2 separate regions of the Homo sapiens genome follow, and region 1 is linked to region 2. A link is a loop called in an ENCODE intact Hi-C map of the cell type or tissue named here. Cell type or tissue: gastrocnemius medialis. All regions are shown on one strand. Links, peaks and the distances in the headings refer to the core of each region. The heading gives the core; the rest is flanking DNA.

Region 1 (6,580 bases), core at 1-5,000, 550 kb before region 2:
CCTGGGTTCAAGTGTTTCTCCTGCCTCAGCCTCCTCAGTAGCTGTGATTACAAGCTCCTGCCACCACACCCGGCTAATTTTTGTATTTTTAGTAGAGATGGGGTTTTACCATGTTAGGCAGGCTGGTCTCAAACTCCTGGCCTCAAGTGATCCACCTGCCTCAGCCTCCCAAAATGCTAGGATTACAGGTGTGAGACACTGTGCCCAGCCTGACACTATTCTTGAATTAACTTTTCACTTTCAGTTGTCAAAAAAAAAAAAAAAAAAAAAAACAGAAAATAAGTGTTGGTGAGGCTGCAGAGGAGTTGAAACACTTTTGCACTGCCAGTGGGAATATAAAACGGTGTAGCCACTGTGGAAAACAGCATAATGGTTCCTCAAAAAATAAACATAGAATTACCATAGGATCTAGCAATCTCACTTCTGGGTATATACCCAAAAGAATTGAAGGCAGGAATCCGAGCAGATATTTATACAGTAGACCCATGTTCACAACAGTGATATTCACAAAAGCAAAGAGGTAGAAACAATCCAAATGCTATCTGATAACTGGATACACAAAATGTGGTATAGAGACAAGGAACTATCATTTGGCCTTAAAAAGGAAATCCTGGCACATGCATAAAGACATGCTAAGTAAAATAAACCAGTCACAGAAGGACACATGATGTATGATTTCACTTACATTAGGAATGCAGAGTAGGCAAATTCAGAGACAGAAAGCAGGATGATGGTTGCCAAAGGTTGGGAGGAAGGGGAGTTGTTTAATGAGTGCAGAGCTTCAGTTGGAGAAGAACTTCTGGAGGTGGATGGCGGTGATGGCTGCACAACCATGTGAATGCCCTTAAAGACACTGAAGTGTATAATTAAAAATGGTTGGGTCGGGTGCAGTGGCTCATGCCTTTAATCCCAGCACTTTGGGAGGTCAAGGCAGGCGGATCACAAGGTCAGGAGTTCGAGACCAGCCTGGTCAATATGGTGAAACCGCGTCTCTACTAAAAATACAAAAAATTAGCCAGACATAGTGGCGGGCACCTGTAGTCCCAGCTACTTAGGAGGTTAAGGCAGGAAAATTGCTTGAACCCAGGAGGTGGAGGTTGCAGTAAGCCAAGATCGCGCCACTGCACTCTAGCCTGGGTGACAGAGTGAGACTCTGTCTCAAAAGAAAAAAAAAAAAAAAGGTTAAGGTCAAGCGCATTGGCTCACACCTGTAATCCGAGCACTTTGGGAAGCTGACTGGATCATCTGAGGGCAGGAGTTAGAGACCAGTCTGGCCAACATGGTGAAACCCCGTCTTTACTAAAAATACAAAAATTAGCCGGGCATGGTGGCAGGTGCCTGTAATCTCAGCTACTCAGGAGGCTGAGGCAGGAGAATCGCTCGAACCCCGGAGGCAGAGGTTGCAGTGAGCTGAGATCATGCTATTGCACTCCAGCTGGGGCAACAAAGCAAGACTCTGTCTCAAAAAGAAAAAAAAAAATGTTAAGATGGTAGATTGTATGTTGTGTATATTTTATCACAATAATTTTTTTTTCTTTTCTTTTCTTTTTTTGAGACAGAGTTTTGCTCTTGTTGCCCAGGCTGGAGTGCAATGGTGCCATCTTGGCTCACTGCAACCTCTGCCTCCCAGATTCAAGTGATTCTCCTGCCTCAGCCTCCCAAGTAGCTGGGATTACAGGTGCCTGCCACCACGCCTGGCTGATTTTTTGTATTTTTAGTAAAGACACGGTTTCACCATATTGGCCAGGCTGGTCTCGAACTCCTGACCTCAGGTGATCCACAGGCAGGAGCCACCGAGCCCAGATAACAATAAATTTTTTTTAAGTACTCAGTTGTTCTTTATCTCCTTTGGAGAAAGGAGAAGAGATTTAAACTGATTTCAACTAAAAAATTTCCTGATCAGACAAGTTGCCAAAAGAATAACTGGAATTTCTTCTCTGACTGTGTTTCTCAAGTATCTAGCCAGGCAGTGTGCTAAAAGCTAGGGACAGTGGGAAACCAAAAATCACACATCCTACCTTAATGGGGCTAAGAGTTCAGCCCAATGGCTCTGAAACTTTAGCACATATGAAAATCCTCTGGTGGGCTTGTTGAGCACAAATTGCTAGCACCTACACTCAGGATTTCTGACTCAGGGGGACTGGGCTGGGGTCCAAGACTCTTCATTTCCATCAAGCTCCCGGGTGATGCCAGTGCTGCCGGTACAGGGACCACCCTTTAAGAAGCTCTAGGGCAGGAGGAGGGACTTGTAGGTAAAGAAGCAGTTTCAATCAAGTGTGCTGTGATGGGAATCCACCCAGTATACATACTAGGTAATGCATCCACCTGTCCTAGGAGAGGTCAAGAAAGCCTTTCCTAGAGGAGGTGTTGCAGAAATTGAGGTCTAACCTGAGACCTACAGGACATGTAGGAGTCAGACAGGTGCATGAAAGGGACAGAGCATTTCAGGTGGAGAGTGTCCGATTTGCACAGGTCTAGAGGTAAGAACAGCCTGTTCTTGAAATTGCAAATCTTTCCATGTCATGGGCAGTCAGAGAGTGATGGGGAAAGTAATGAATAAGGAAGAGAGAGGTGAGGTCTATCAAAAAGGACGTTGGAATCCTACAGTTTATCCACAGGATAAAAGGAAGCCAACCTCAGGCAGGCTTGCAGCATTCAAGAATTGAAGCTCTAAGAACTAAGGTGAGCTCATCAGCTCCGGGAGAAGGCATAGGTCCAGTAGAGTCGCAGACTAAGCAGGTGGGGAAGGGGGCAGTTGTACATGCCCCTCTAATTCTCGCATCATCTCACACAACCCAAGCTCCATTTCCTCAGAAAGCCTTCTGCTGCTCAGGTAAGAAAAACCCAAGGCCATTGTGCCATCCAGTACAGTGGCCACGAGCCATGTGTGGCTATTAAATTAGCTAAAATTAGAAGCCAGATCAGCAGTTGCACTAGCCTCATTTCAAGTGTTCAACAGCCACCTGTGACTAGGGGCTAGAAACAGGAACGCTTTTGGGCCAGGCTCGGTGGCTCATGCCTGTAATGCCAGCACTTGGGGAGGGCGAGGTGGGTGGATCACCTAAGGTCAGGAGTTCGAGACCAGCCTCGCTAACATGGTGAAACCTTGTTTCTACTAAAATAACAAAAAATTAACCAGGCTTGGTGGTGCGCGCCTGTAATCTCAGCTACTCAGGAGGCTGAGGCAGGAGAATCGCTTGAACCCAGGAGGCAGAGGTTGCAGTGAGCCAAGATCGTGCCATTGCACTCCAGCTTGGGCAACGAGAGCAAAACTCCATCTAAAAAAAAAAAAAGCAGAACACTTTCATCATCCCAGAAAGTTCCCTAAGCCAGCACTGGTCCAGGAAATGAAGTATAAGCAGGATTAGATCTAAGACTTGCCAGGCATTTTGGTTTTACTGCCTGAAGCCAGCAAGCAACTGGTTTGGGTCTTCACTCATGAAAACACACACACATACAAATATATACACAGAGAGCTCTAAATTGATTTTTAAAAAATCTATAGGGTATAAAGCAAGACAATTAACAATTATACATTATATACAGTCTACAAATATCCTAGATATCACTTTTATAATGAGATATAAGGAATTCTGGCTGGGAGCAGTGGCTCACGCCTGTAATCCCAGCATTTTGGGAGGCTGAGGCAGGCAGATCACCTGCAGTCAGGAGTTCGAGACCAGCCTTGCCAACATAGTGAAACCCCATCTCTACTAAGAGATACAAAAATTAGCCAGGTGTGGTGGGGGGCACCTGTAGTCCCAGCTACTGGGGAGGCTGAGGCAGGAAAATTGCTTGAACCCAGGAGGCGGAGGTTGCAGTGAGCAAAGATCATGCCACTGTACTCCAGCCTGGGCAACAGAGTGAGACCCTGTCTCAAAAAAAAAAAAAAAAAAAAAAAAGAAAAGAAAAGAAAAGAAAAAAAAGAATTTTCTTAAGCTACTAAGAAGAATCCTAGAATCATACCTATTCTCCAAAGCCATCTGTAAATCCTAAAAATAACCAGTCAAGGGAATTGAGGGAGGAAAACATAGTCCAGATTAGAATTCTAAAAGGCCATTTTTACTGTTTACATGCCAAAAAAAAAAAAAAAAAGCTAAGCTTTTAAAGCTTTCTCTATTGTGTATTTTACCAAAGTCAGTATGAAGGATTCAAAATATTACATAGCTAATCCTTACTCCAAGTTCTAAAAATAAAATGCAAGAGACGGTTGCATGCCAAGTTGGTAACAAATCCCTATGCCAAGGATAGAAGTGGAAATTGATGCAAGGAGGAAATGAGTTATGCTGTAAAATGAAACACACACCCAAGAGAAAGGCTTAACCCTTGGGCTGACCATAGCAGCAAACACTGTAACCAGTTAAAAAGTCCAAGAAGCCAGAGGTAGATGATAATTCTACAAATTCAGAGATGTTCTTGTTTTCCCAGCTGCTCCACAAGGACTTTACCAGCCTAGATAAACAGAGCCCGCCTTCCACTTTCCATGAAGGATCAGGTGGGCAGCTTCCCAGTGAGTAAGGTGGGTGGCTGAGTATCCTTATCTTGATGGTGAGTGACAGGTGGCTTTGGGAAGTGTACTCAGACAGGACAGCTTCCTTGCTCAACCGTGGTCTGACCCAGGCATATTAAGGGGAGGACCAGCTCAGAAAGAAAGCAGAGCCAAGTGTATGCATTGCGCAAAACCTCTGATGGCCAGGAAGGCCTGGCCGCCATTCCCTAGAGCCACGCATTCTGCCTGCCCCACGACTCTTCCATCCTCAGAGCCGTATTTCCTCCTGGGCCTGCCCTGCCAGATCTGATTGGCTCCCTTCTCCCTGCTCTGCTATTAAATGCCTTCCTTGGGTTCAAATAAAGCTAGTTTCTCTAGAGCCTTTCTAGGTATGCCCGTGCGCCTTCCCACTCCAAACCCACTGTGAATGGAAGACCATTCATTCACCAATTCCTCATTTAGTTAAAAATCAAGACCCACCAGCAAGAAACTCAGTGCAAGGCTCCTTGGAGGTGCTGGGGTAAAGCAAGAAACTGCTAGTACTTCATTAAGCCAGTAGGCAACTGGTTTGAGCCTTAATTCATGAAAACACACACACTTCACTCTAAATTGATTTTTAAAATATCATAAATGCCATCGGACTATCTCAAATGGCAAGAAACGGCCAAAGATGACTCCAGAGTAGATAATTGAAATGGATGTGGGGAAAGTAAGCTCATTCAGGAGCACTGAGCCTGGGGCATCCCAAATGCACAGCAAATAGTAGATCTGATCGAAGAACTTTTATTTGTAATTCTGATTTCATAATGTATTAATGATAGCACCAGCTAGCATTTATTGAGCCAATGCTATGTGTCAAGTACCATACCAAACATTTAACACACACAAATGCATTTAAATATACAAGGATCCAATAAGGTAGGTCCTGTTATTCCCCTTGTATAAATGAAGACACTGAGGTCAAGAAACTTGTCCATGGTCTCACAAGTGTGCGGTAGAGTCCAGATTAAAACCCAGCCAGCCCAGCATCCTGCTCATAAAACCCTCATGCTGAGAACTGCTGAACTGCATTTTTTTTTTTTTTTTTTTGAGACAGAGTCTCACTCTCTCACTCAGGCTGAAGTGCAGTGGTGCGATCTCAGCTCACTGCAACCTCTGCCTCCCAGGTTCAAGCGATTCTCCTGCCTCAGCCTCCTGAGTAGCTGGGACTACAGGTGCATGCCACCATGCCCAGCTAATGAGAACTGCTTTTTCTTGCACTCAGGCAGAAGTGCCTCAGCCTAGCAAGCTTCCCTAGGTGCCCACCCACCCCAGCTGCCAATGGGAACCGCAGTCCAATATTTCACATTTCGGTTAGATGTCTCAAAATTTGTTTAGCACTTTCCAGAGCAGTCCACAAAATGCCACTTGCCTTGACAGGCCTGTGTTCTATATGCAATGGCACCACAGAATTTAGTTACCATCCACTTTGCCTCCATCCAGTTTGGGATCTTCCTCACTCCGTGAGACACAAGGCTCCTTTCTCCTGCCTCCAGCCGGCCCACCCTCAGAACAGGGTACCCCTGGAGCCAAATTGTTGAGGCAGGAGCTCCAGATGGGTAGAAATGGGATAGAGGAGAAGGAGAGGCTGAGACAGGGACTTTGAGATGCACTGCAAGCCAGCCAGTGGGGAGGCTACCCCTTGGGGGCAAACCACACGCAGGGGACAGGTATACTGGGGCTTGCCTACTGCGGCAGATCGCAAGTTCATGGCAATATACCTGTAGGTGAAAACATGTCAACATGCCCCAATGTTAAGGACAGAACAGCAAAGGGACAGTCAGATACGAGTTAAAGTCACCGTTCTTCTAGAAACATGGATGTGAATTTTGTTTGTTTTGTTCTGTAACAGAGTCTCGCTCTGTCGCCCAGGCTGGAGTGCAGTGGCACGATCTCGGCTCACTGCAACTTCTGCCTCCTAGGTTCAAGCGATTCTCCTGCCTCAGCTTCCTGATAGCTGGGATTACAGGCACGTGCCACCACACCTAGCTAATTTTTGTATTTTTAGTAGAGACAGGGTTTCACCATGTTGGTCAGGCTGGTTTTGAACTC
Region 2 (8,418 bases), core at 1,568-6,567:
GCTGCTGCAATCCTTGCAAGCACAGTTGTTCTTTGCTTGCGCTTGCTCTCGCTCTCGCTCTCACTCTCACTCTTGCTCGCTCTCTTTCTCTCTCTCTGACTTCAGTTTAACTTTTTAAACTTCAGTAATAAGTGTTCCTCAAAATAGATGGTCTTCCTGGTTGTAGGTACAGCCAGCAGGGTTGAGTTCTGCTGCCTTCCAGCATGGTTTTCCTGGGGCCTGTAAAAGTCCTGCAAATTTGCTCTGACACTCTGTTGACATGGAGGTCCTGTTTGTTGTTATAAATAAGGACCAGTGTCTCTAGGACACACCTTACTGTGTATAACTGAATGGCAGATTTTGTCCCTTACTTCTTAAAAATTAAATGGCAGAGGAGCTGGCCATGTAAAAGCCCTGTGTGTGTTTACCAAAAAGTACTTGAATTTTGTTTGGGTTTTGTGTTCTGGTGCATATGAAGTGAATTTTGGTAGGAGTATGTGCATTCAGAGAATATGTCATCACACTTTTTTCTTTATTTGAGTGCCACTTGGCTCTTATTTGATTAAGGTAATTTCAGTGACATATTTTGAAGCAATTCACCTTGAAAGGCAGAGGCACCACCCAGGTGCAGAAACCTTCCTTGGGTTATGCAACGCCCAGCGTGGGTGGAACCGCACTCACACTTTACCTCTTCCTGAACCACAGCCCTGCTCTGATTGCATGATGGAAGCTGAGGTGCCTGACAAGTGGAAGGAGGAAAAGGAACATTCTGCCTTCCTTTTCTCTGTAATGCCAAAGCTGGCGTCATGCATTACTGAGGGCCTCTGTCAGCACTGGGGCCGGCCAGTGGCACAGCTGATGGGGTAGCTGCACTCGCTAGTCCTCTGGGAAAGCCCAGGTTGTTTTTCTGGCTTAGTGTTAGAGGCAGCTGTGATGTTTACCTCGATCTGTAACATACAAAGATCTGATCATATGCTGTCTTTGCTTACATTCTATTATTGTCTGACTTATGTTCTAAATTCTCTACAATTCCCTTCCATTTGTCTTAAGAAACTCTAAACCTTTTTTTTTTTGGAAATCACTACTTAATGATTTTGAGGATGGAACCCCAGACAGTTGGTAATAGTGGATGGTTTTCCTTTTCTGTAGTTGAGTGGCTTTCTAATTCTTTTGATGGCACACAAAAAGAAATTAACCTTAGATCACAACTTAGTACACACATTTATGTATGCATGTAACTGAGATGAGTTCCTCAAAATAGCACATACCTGTGTTTTATGTGAGGCACTGATATTTTCTGTTCTATATTATGCTTAACTTTAAAAAATACTTCCTGTGTACCATTTGTGGGACTGTAACTCACAACTTAAAAAATATTACCTTGATACATAGCTCCAGAAATACACATGGGTCATTTTACCAAGAATCACCAGTGCTTTTGCTCTGTTACCCCGGCTGGAGTTTGGTGGCACGATCATAGCTCCTTGCACCCTCAACCCCCTGGGCTCCCAGCTGGGGGTCTTTAGGACCCCAGCGTGACCTGTGGGTAGCCCTTACTTCCTTTAATACTTTTCTTCTGCACAGTCAGGTGCTCTCCCTTTGAGCTTCCGTGTGAAGTTCACTGTGCACCCAGCTCTGCTACCACCGCCTCTGTCTTGAAAGGAATAGGGTGGGGTGGTCATTGGTGTATAGTAAGATTCGAATCACATCCTTCAAGTACAGTTCTACCCTAAAGATAAGAGTCCCTGTGGTTTTTGTTGTTGTTGTTGTTGTTGTTGTTTGAATGGATGTGTTCTTTGAGAAATTGAGTCTTGAGTATTTTGTGAGGACATCTAAGCCTGGCGTCCACGTCAGTGCTGACAGATTTGACCTAGTGTGCACTCCCATCTGGGGAAATGCCCATAGGCTATAATCTCTTTCACTGGAGCGATTATAATAGCCCCCGGGCTTCAGGTCCCAGTGGCATCCACCCTTGGTGGCAGCATACCCCTCTGCATGAACAGGGCGCCCACTTGTCCCCTCCTTCTTACTTAGTAGTGATTTTTAAATGGGAGGGTGGCAGTCCTGAATGTAGTTCATCAGTATTTACCGCACAAGCTCTAAAGGACACAGTGTTTTATTTGTGTATTTATTTAACTTTTCCAATATCGGAATATGAATTTTTGTTTCACCTGATAGGACACGTTTCAGGGGCTCCATTCTACATTGTCATTTCACAGGAAAAATATTTGATGGCTCATTAGAAGGGAACATCTATTATTTTGTTACTGAAAGGCACATTTTCAACCTTGAGAATTGGATGGCAGGTAATGGCATGGAAATTGACAGCATTTTACCACTTAAAAATAACCACAAGAAATACCAATGTTCACCGAATGAGTTGAAGTTAATTTGGTTTTGTAGGCTATTGTAGTTAACTTGATGCTTGATGGAAATAATTTTGTATTGGAAATCATTAAAAATTGATTTGATTAATGCTTTTATAATGTTGGTATGAGGTGTTGCACTGTGGTGGTGATGACCTAAGGGTGCTGTGATGGCCTCAAACGTTGTCCCTCCGGGGCCCACAGGCAGGATCCCACACACTAGCACACCTCCCAGTTCCTCTTACCATCAAACAGAGGTGTTCCTTCAACATGCCTGCTCCTCCCTGTGGCATAAAGGCACCAGGAGGTTCTCTGATCCCCTGTTAGATCTCCTCTGCAGGGTTGAAGACATTTTTTGTTTGTTTGTTTGTTTGTTTTTGAGATGGAGTCTTGCCCTGTCTCCCAGACTGGAGTGCAAGTGACATGATCTCAACTCACTGCAACCTCCGCCTCCCGGGTTCAAGCGATTCTCCTGCCTCAACCTCCCAAGTAGCTGGGACTACAGGCATGAGCCACCAAGCCCAGCTAATTTTGTGTTTTTAGTAGAGATGGGATTTCGCCATATTGGCCGGGGTGATCTCGAACTCCTGACCTCAAGTGATCTGCCCGCCTCAGCCTTCCAAAGTGCTTAGATTACAGGCGTGAGCCACCGTACCTGGCCATTTTTGTTTTTAATCGGTGTAGTGTCCCTAACCTAAATATTTCACATGGCCTGAACTTTCTGTAGTTTTAGCAGCAATGGGATGCTTTGAAACCTAGATCTCTCACCAACTACATCTTCCATTGACTGGTGAAACACTAGTTTAAGCCAATTCATTTTGACCATGTGCATTTTTGTGCTTGATCCCTATTTTATTTCAAAAATAATTTCCATCTCTATTCATGTAAACTAATAAGAGCCTTCCGTTTCCTTTAATGGCAAATTGTCTCATCTTTTACTGTTTTAAAACATTTTTTTAACATCATGAGAAAACGTGATAAAAGGTATAAGTGTAGTTTCCTGGCTTTTGCAGTACCTCAGGGAATTCGGTAAACTGTATTCCATTTGAGGAAAGGAACGGTTGGAGTAGGAGGTAGTGTAAAGATAACATAGCAAATAAGCATTTTACCAGAACCCTCTGAAGTCTCATCAGACTGTGCCATCATCAGAATCCCTCCCTTCTCATCTACACCGTTTAAAGCCAGCATCCAGTCAGAAGCCCAGAGCTGGTACCGCCTTGCTTTCCTGCCAGTTGCTGACATATGGCACACAGTGTCAGTTAAGGGCACAGGCTGATGGGCAGCTTGGCCACATACCTCTCTGGCTTCCTATCTGTAAAATGGGCACAATCATTGTACCTGCCTCTGAAGGTTGTTGCGAGAACTAGACGCAGCCTTGGCACAGAGCCCACAGAGAGTGAGCACTGTGTAAAGACTGGCTGCCAGCCATTAGTACTGGGTGCCTGTCTTTTGGTGTCTGGGCAAAGCTTTAACCTGTTTTATCAGTTTAGAACTCAGATGTCTCCCTGGCAAAACAACACGGGCATATAGATATTTTGTGAAGTTTTGTTGAAGTGCACTTAGGTTAATGATTCATGGGCAGCCTTTCAAAGCTATCAGGCTGTGAAACAGCTTTGAATAAGATTGTCTTGTCCTTCTGCTGATTGTCTTTTCCTTCCCACATTAGCAGCCATAGCAGGAGGAGGAGAGGTGGCAAGTGGCCACACTACTCTGCTCACATTAAGCAGACAATTTATGGTCAATATTCAGTGAATTTCTTTTTTTTATAGTACAGTTAACTGATATTTATATTAGCTTTAAAATTATAGCAAAATCAGGCCAGGCATGGTGACTCACACCTGTAATCCTAGCACTTTGGGAGGTCGAGGAGGGCAGATCGTTGGAGGTCAGATGTTCGAGACCAGCCTGGCCAACGTGGTGAAACCCCATCTCTGCTAAAAATACAAAAATTAGCTGGGCGTGGTGGTGTGTGCCTGTAGTCCCAATTACTCAGTAGGCTGAGGCAGGAGAATCGCTTTAACCCAGGAGGCGGAGGTTGCAGTGAGCTGAGATTGCACCACTGTACTCCAGCCTGGGCGACAGAGCAAGAGACTCTGTCTCAAAAAAAAAAAAAAATAGTGAAATCAGCCAAATAGAGAACTAACAGGCACACTGCCTAATTCCTTGTGTAACTGTCATTGGTGTGAGTCACTGGGGCAGCGTGATTAGGTCTGTGAGCTGGATAGCAAGGCTGTCATTATTCTCAAGGCCTTCTGCTGACTGCTGCTCTTGGTAAGACATACAGAATCTGTGGGCACCTCCTCTTACCGCTCTATGCTAGATGAGGCGTCTCCACGTTGAGTTGTAGTAGATACAGCTAAGAAAGTAAAAGAAATGAAAATCTCATCAAAAGGATTGGGGCTAGTCTCATTCTTCATGCATACCCAAACCGTGGTAACTTTGATTTTTTTATTATCCAGAATGGATTGTTTAGAGGAGACAGATGGCTTTCCAGTTCATCAAATTTTTTCAATTATCTAAAAGGAATTCCTACGCTTGGAGCAAGTCATTTCAATAAATCTCATTCATATTTACCTGCTGCTTCCTTTTAAATGGAAGAAGAGAATGTTTTTCAAGTACACTTGAAAAATAGCATATGTGAATTAGAAACTTCCTCTGTAAACTAGCAGAGTAGAAATAAGAGGCCAGGATTCAGCACCAGGTAGGCTGGATTCCTTCTTAGGTGGCTCAAGCTGGCTATGGGGCTGGTCTCATCATATCTAAAGAACTGCCCAGCTTTTACGCATTTTGAATGTGGTGGAACCAGCTGCATCTTTTTATATGAGAGCGGCAAATAGTCATTGTGTTCCAGTTTGCTTCTCGGGTCATCTAAACATCAGAGGCCATGCCACAAGCACCGTAACTGAGGGATATAGTGTGACTGTGGTCCAGGCCAGTGACCTCTGGAGCTGAATCATGACTTCCCAGATGACTCCCAGAGCCTGAGAGGGGACTGGTGCGTGGCTCCAAATGATTTTCACCTGGGCCTCTTTGAAGTCGGGAGAGATACGTGCAGTATGGTAGATGTGGAGAGGGAGAGGCATGGTGTGTCCAAAAATTAGCAGGACCTGATCCATATACGTGGACTCTGAAGCAGTGCACTTACTAGATTAAAAAAAAAACAATGTACTTACTGGATTTAAAAAGTGTGTATTTTTTTGTGAGATGCAGTTTGTAAGATGCATTGGTAACTAGGCCATATACTTTTTCCATTGGCTCTCAGCTCTCAAGAAGCTCTTTAGTTTTTAGCATTGGATCAGTAAACACTTATTAAAATGTTCCCAGCATTTGTTTGCCATCTTCTCTTTCAGCTGGGCCCAGCTGTGCCCTCAAACCCTGCCTGTCTCTTCCCTGACTGATCATGTTCTCCCAGCTTCTACAGAGGCTTCCATAGCATTGTGCTTGGTAGCAGACACCAGACAGAATCTCAGCCAGCTCAGTCCAGGCGCACGGGCTCCTGGTCTCCCGGGGTGTGGTTACTCGTGTCTCCTCGGGGCCTTCCGCCCTCCACATTCCAGTGCCAGGCCCTGGACCTTTGTCTCTATTCATGATAAAACATTTTTAGGAAATGCTGACGCTCAGTGAAGAAATGGAAACACTAACTCTTTGTTCTCTTCCTAACAGACACGAGACGACTTCCTGGGCCAGGTGGACGTGCCCCTTAGTCACCTTCCGGTAAGGACAGTCTCATGTTTGATGCTTCGTGCTGGGGGCGGGGGTTTCTAATTGTTTGTAGTCAGTGTATTTTCAGAGTGGCATTTCTTCACCACGGTGAAGAAGGCTGAAATGAAGCACGTGTGCTGTGGCCTTAGTCCTTTCTGGAAAGTGGTCCTTTCAAGGGGATGGAGGAGAAGCTGGCTGTAAGAGTAGTCAAGGGTGCCTGAGTCGTGCGCTTGCGTTCCCATCCACCAGCTCCCTCTCTTTTCTGCACTTCAGCTGCTCCACCTTTGTGTATCACATCTTACAAAACAGACACCTCCTTCACTCAGGCCTCCCTTCTTGTCACTTACTGTCTCTGCTTCCTAATGCATCCTCCGGGTCCCATCAGATGTTTGCACTCTTTGTCTGGAACCGCACATGCCATTTCTCTTGGATTCCTGTACACAAACTATAATAGCATTTCCCAGATTTTGGTGTCTGGCTTTCTCAGTCAGCATGGTGACAAAAGAAGAGCCTGTTCATTCTGAGTGAACTTGTCAGCTGGGAACACCCACCCTCGCTGGAACACGCACTGAGTTAGCATGTGTGGTGCTGCCATTTCTCTCTGCTCAAAGTAGCGGAGCAGTCGAGGCTGTTGACTAGTGACGGGCATTAGGGCTGACACCCGAAACAGGAGGCAGGGCAGACAGAATGTGTAGGTAGGACCTGGAGGCCTTGAGAAAGGTGGATCCCCATCTCCTATTCCAGCTTCAGTTTTCCGGCTTGTCCCAGCCTTCCTCCTGGCCTTCTTCCCTGGGCAGCACAACGACGTGATAGAAGTAGCAGCTGAGAGAGGAAAGGCGAATGTTTCTGCCTTACAAGGGCATTGTGTTATTTTTTTAAATGCTTTGTGTGAGCAAATAGCATAAATAGTCTATAAAGTAAAGTGACTTTACTTTATTTACTTTATTTAAAGCTATTTAAAGCTAGCATAAGCTTCCTGCTGTGTGGAAATTATGGCTGTTTCCATATGTTAAATACCAAGTAAGCTTTGAAGATGTGTTGTGAAGGAAGGTGATAGCAAGTAATTTACTCTTACTCACTCAGGGGAGCTGTTAAGGAAGAAAGTCGCAAGGTTCCAAAGGACTGGAAGTGAAAGTGATATTCTTAAAATATCTTGTTTGTTTCTTTTTAAAACTCTGAAGCTCCAGGGTGCCACGGGAGGGGCCTGCCCAGGGCTTCTGCGTGAGAACTACTCCATGAGCCATCAGAAACCTGACTGCTCTTCTCAGGTCACGTTGGGAGGATGTGACTATTTCACCTTTTGTGAGCAAAGACCTCGCATCCTTCTACGTTGGGAGGTCTTCTGTGTATGTTCTTCAGACTGAAGCTGCGATCCTCTCACACTTTTAGACAGTGTTGGTTGATGGGCCAGCTCTTTTATGGACGTCTCCAGCCACCCTTTCCCTAATGTAAAAACCACATCTTGGCCAGGGGAAATTATTTTCTGAGAGGCAAATATTCTAATATTTGGTAAGAGGCAAAAGTGACATGTTTAAAAACCTTGCTCTGACAAGCTCTTTTTTGAGTGAGTGAGCAGCACCTGGTCTTGAAAGGTTGAGTAGGGCTCCCAGAAAATAGAAAAAGGTTCCTCCTCCGAGGCCAAGTCAGTATAAAGAATAGTTTAGCTTTGGATTCTGAGTGGAGGCAGGGTCAGTGAGCCTTCAAAGAAGGAAGCGGTGCAGAGGCACAGGGCAGGAATAGAAGCCAGCCGATTGCAGAGGGTAGAGCCGTGAACGCCCAGAGAGGACCGAGTGCCCCTAGTTACTCGTGTGCCCAGAGGGTAACTTGCAGTGGCGTGCTTCACCTCCATACTTCAAACTGACTAGCTGTTCACAGCCAACTATAGTCAGAGAGATGGACCACAAAGAAAACAAAAGGAGAGGCGTGAAGGTATATTCTTTATTCATGTGGCAGTAGAACCCAAGTTGCGTGTTCTGAATGCACGTGGCTTTTGAATCCAGGATTTCAGGTGCTTTCGTGTGTATGTTTGGTCGTGTGTATAGGATGCTCATGGGGAAATTACAGTGGCATTCTGTTTGTGTGATAGCACACAGGTATGAGTGTGGAGAGGGCGGGAGCATATGCGTGTATTTTGTGGATCGAATTATGGATGCTGTGTTCTTGATTAGTATATGACCATTGTCAAGGTGGATTATTAACAGTCTGTAGATTCAAAATTTGTCAAAACCACCAAGCTTTAGATAAAAGGAAATAGACCAGGCACAGTGGCTCATGCCTGTAACCCCAGCACTTTTGGAGGCCGAGGCAGGAGGATCGCTTGAGTCCAGGAGTTAAAGACCAGCCTTGGCAACATGGCAAGACCCTGTCTCTA

Evidence for each region. Hi-C counts contacts between places; a loop is a spot of excess contacts. Peaks named below come from ENCODE experiments on the same cell type or tissue, not always from the same donor. Only the 100,000 strongest peaks of a DNase experiment are listed, where the experiment ranks them.
Region 1: it touches region 2 in a loop (4-fold over the local background); 1 of 110 quality-filtered maps calls a loop at or near these places.

The regions. Positions count from the first base shown.
Region 1 is chr18:57,764,509-57,771,088 of GRCh38, forward strand. All of the region lies in intron 1 of ATP8B1 (ATPase phospholipid transporting 8B1), which reads right to left. Among named protein-coding and RNA genes, the nearest start is that of ATP8B1, 36 kb to the right of the region's middle. In gastrocnemius medialis, for the core only: no CTCF peak of the experiment used is centred there; DNase peaks (open chromatin) are centred at 2,873 and 4,663; H3K27ac peaks cover 3,124 bases.
Region 2 is chr18:58,309,974-58,318,391 of GRCh38, forward strand. NEDD4L (NEDD4 like E3 ubiquitin protein ligase) reads left to right here. Exons shown (of 31, transcript NM_001144967.3): 6 at 6,009-6,059. Among named protein-coding and RNA genes, the nearest start is that of MIR122HG, 130 kb to the right of the region's middle. RefSeq lists silencers at 561-783, 589-688 and an enhancer at 5,482-6,681. In gastrocnemius medialis, for the core only: no CTCF peak of the experiment used is centred there; DNase peaks (open chromatin) are centred at 4,478, 5,276 and 6,025; H3K27ac peaks cover 5,000 bases.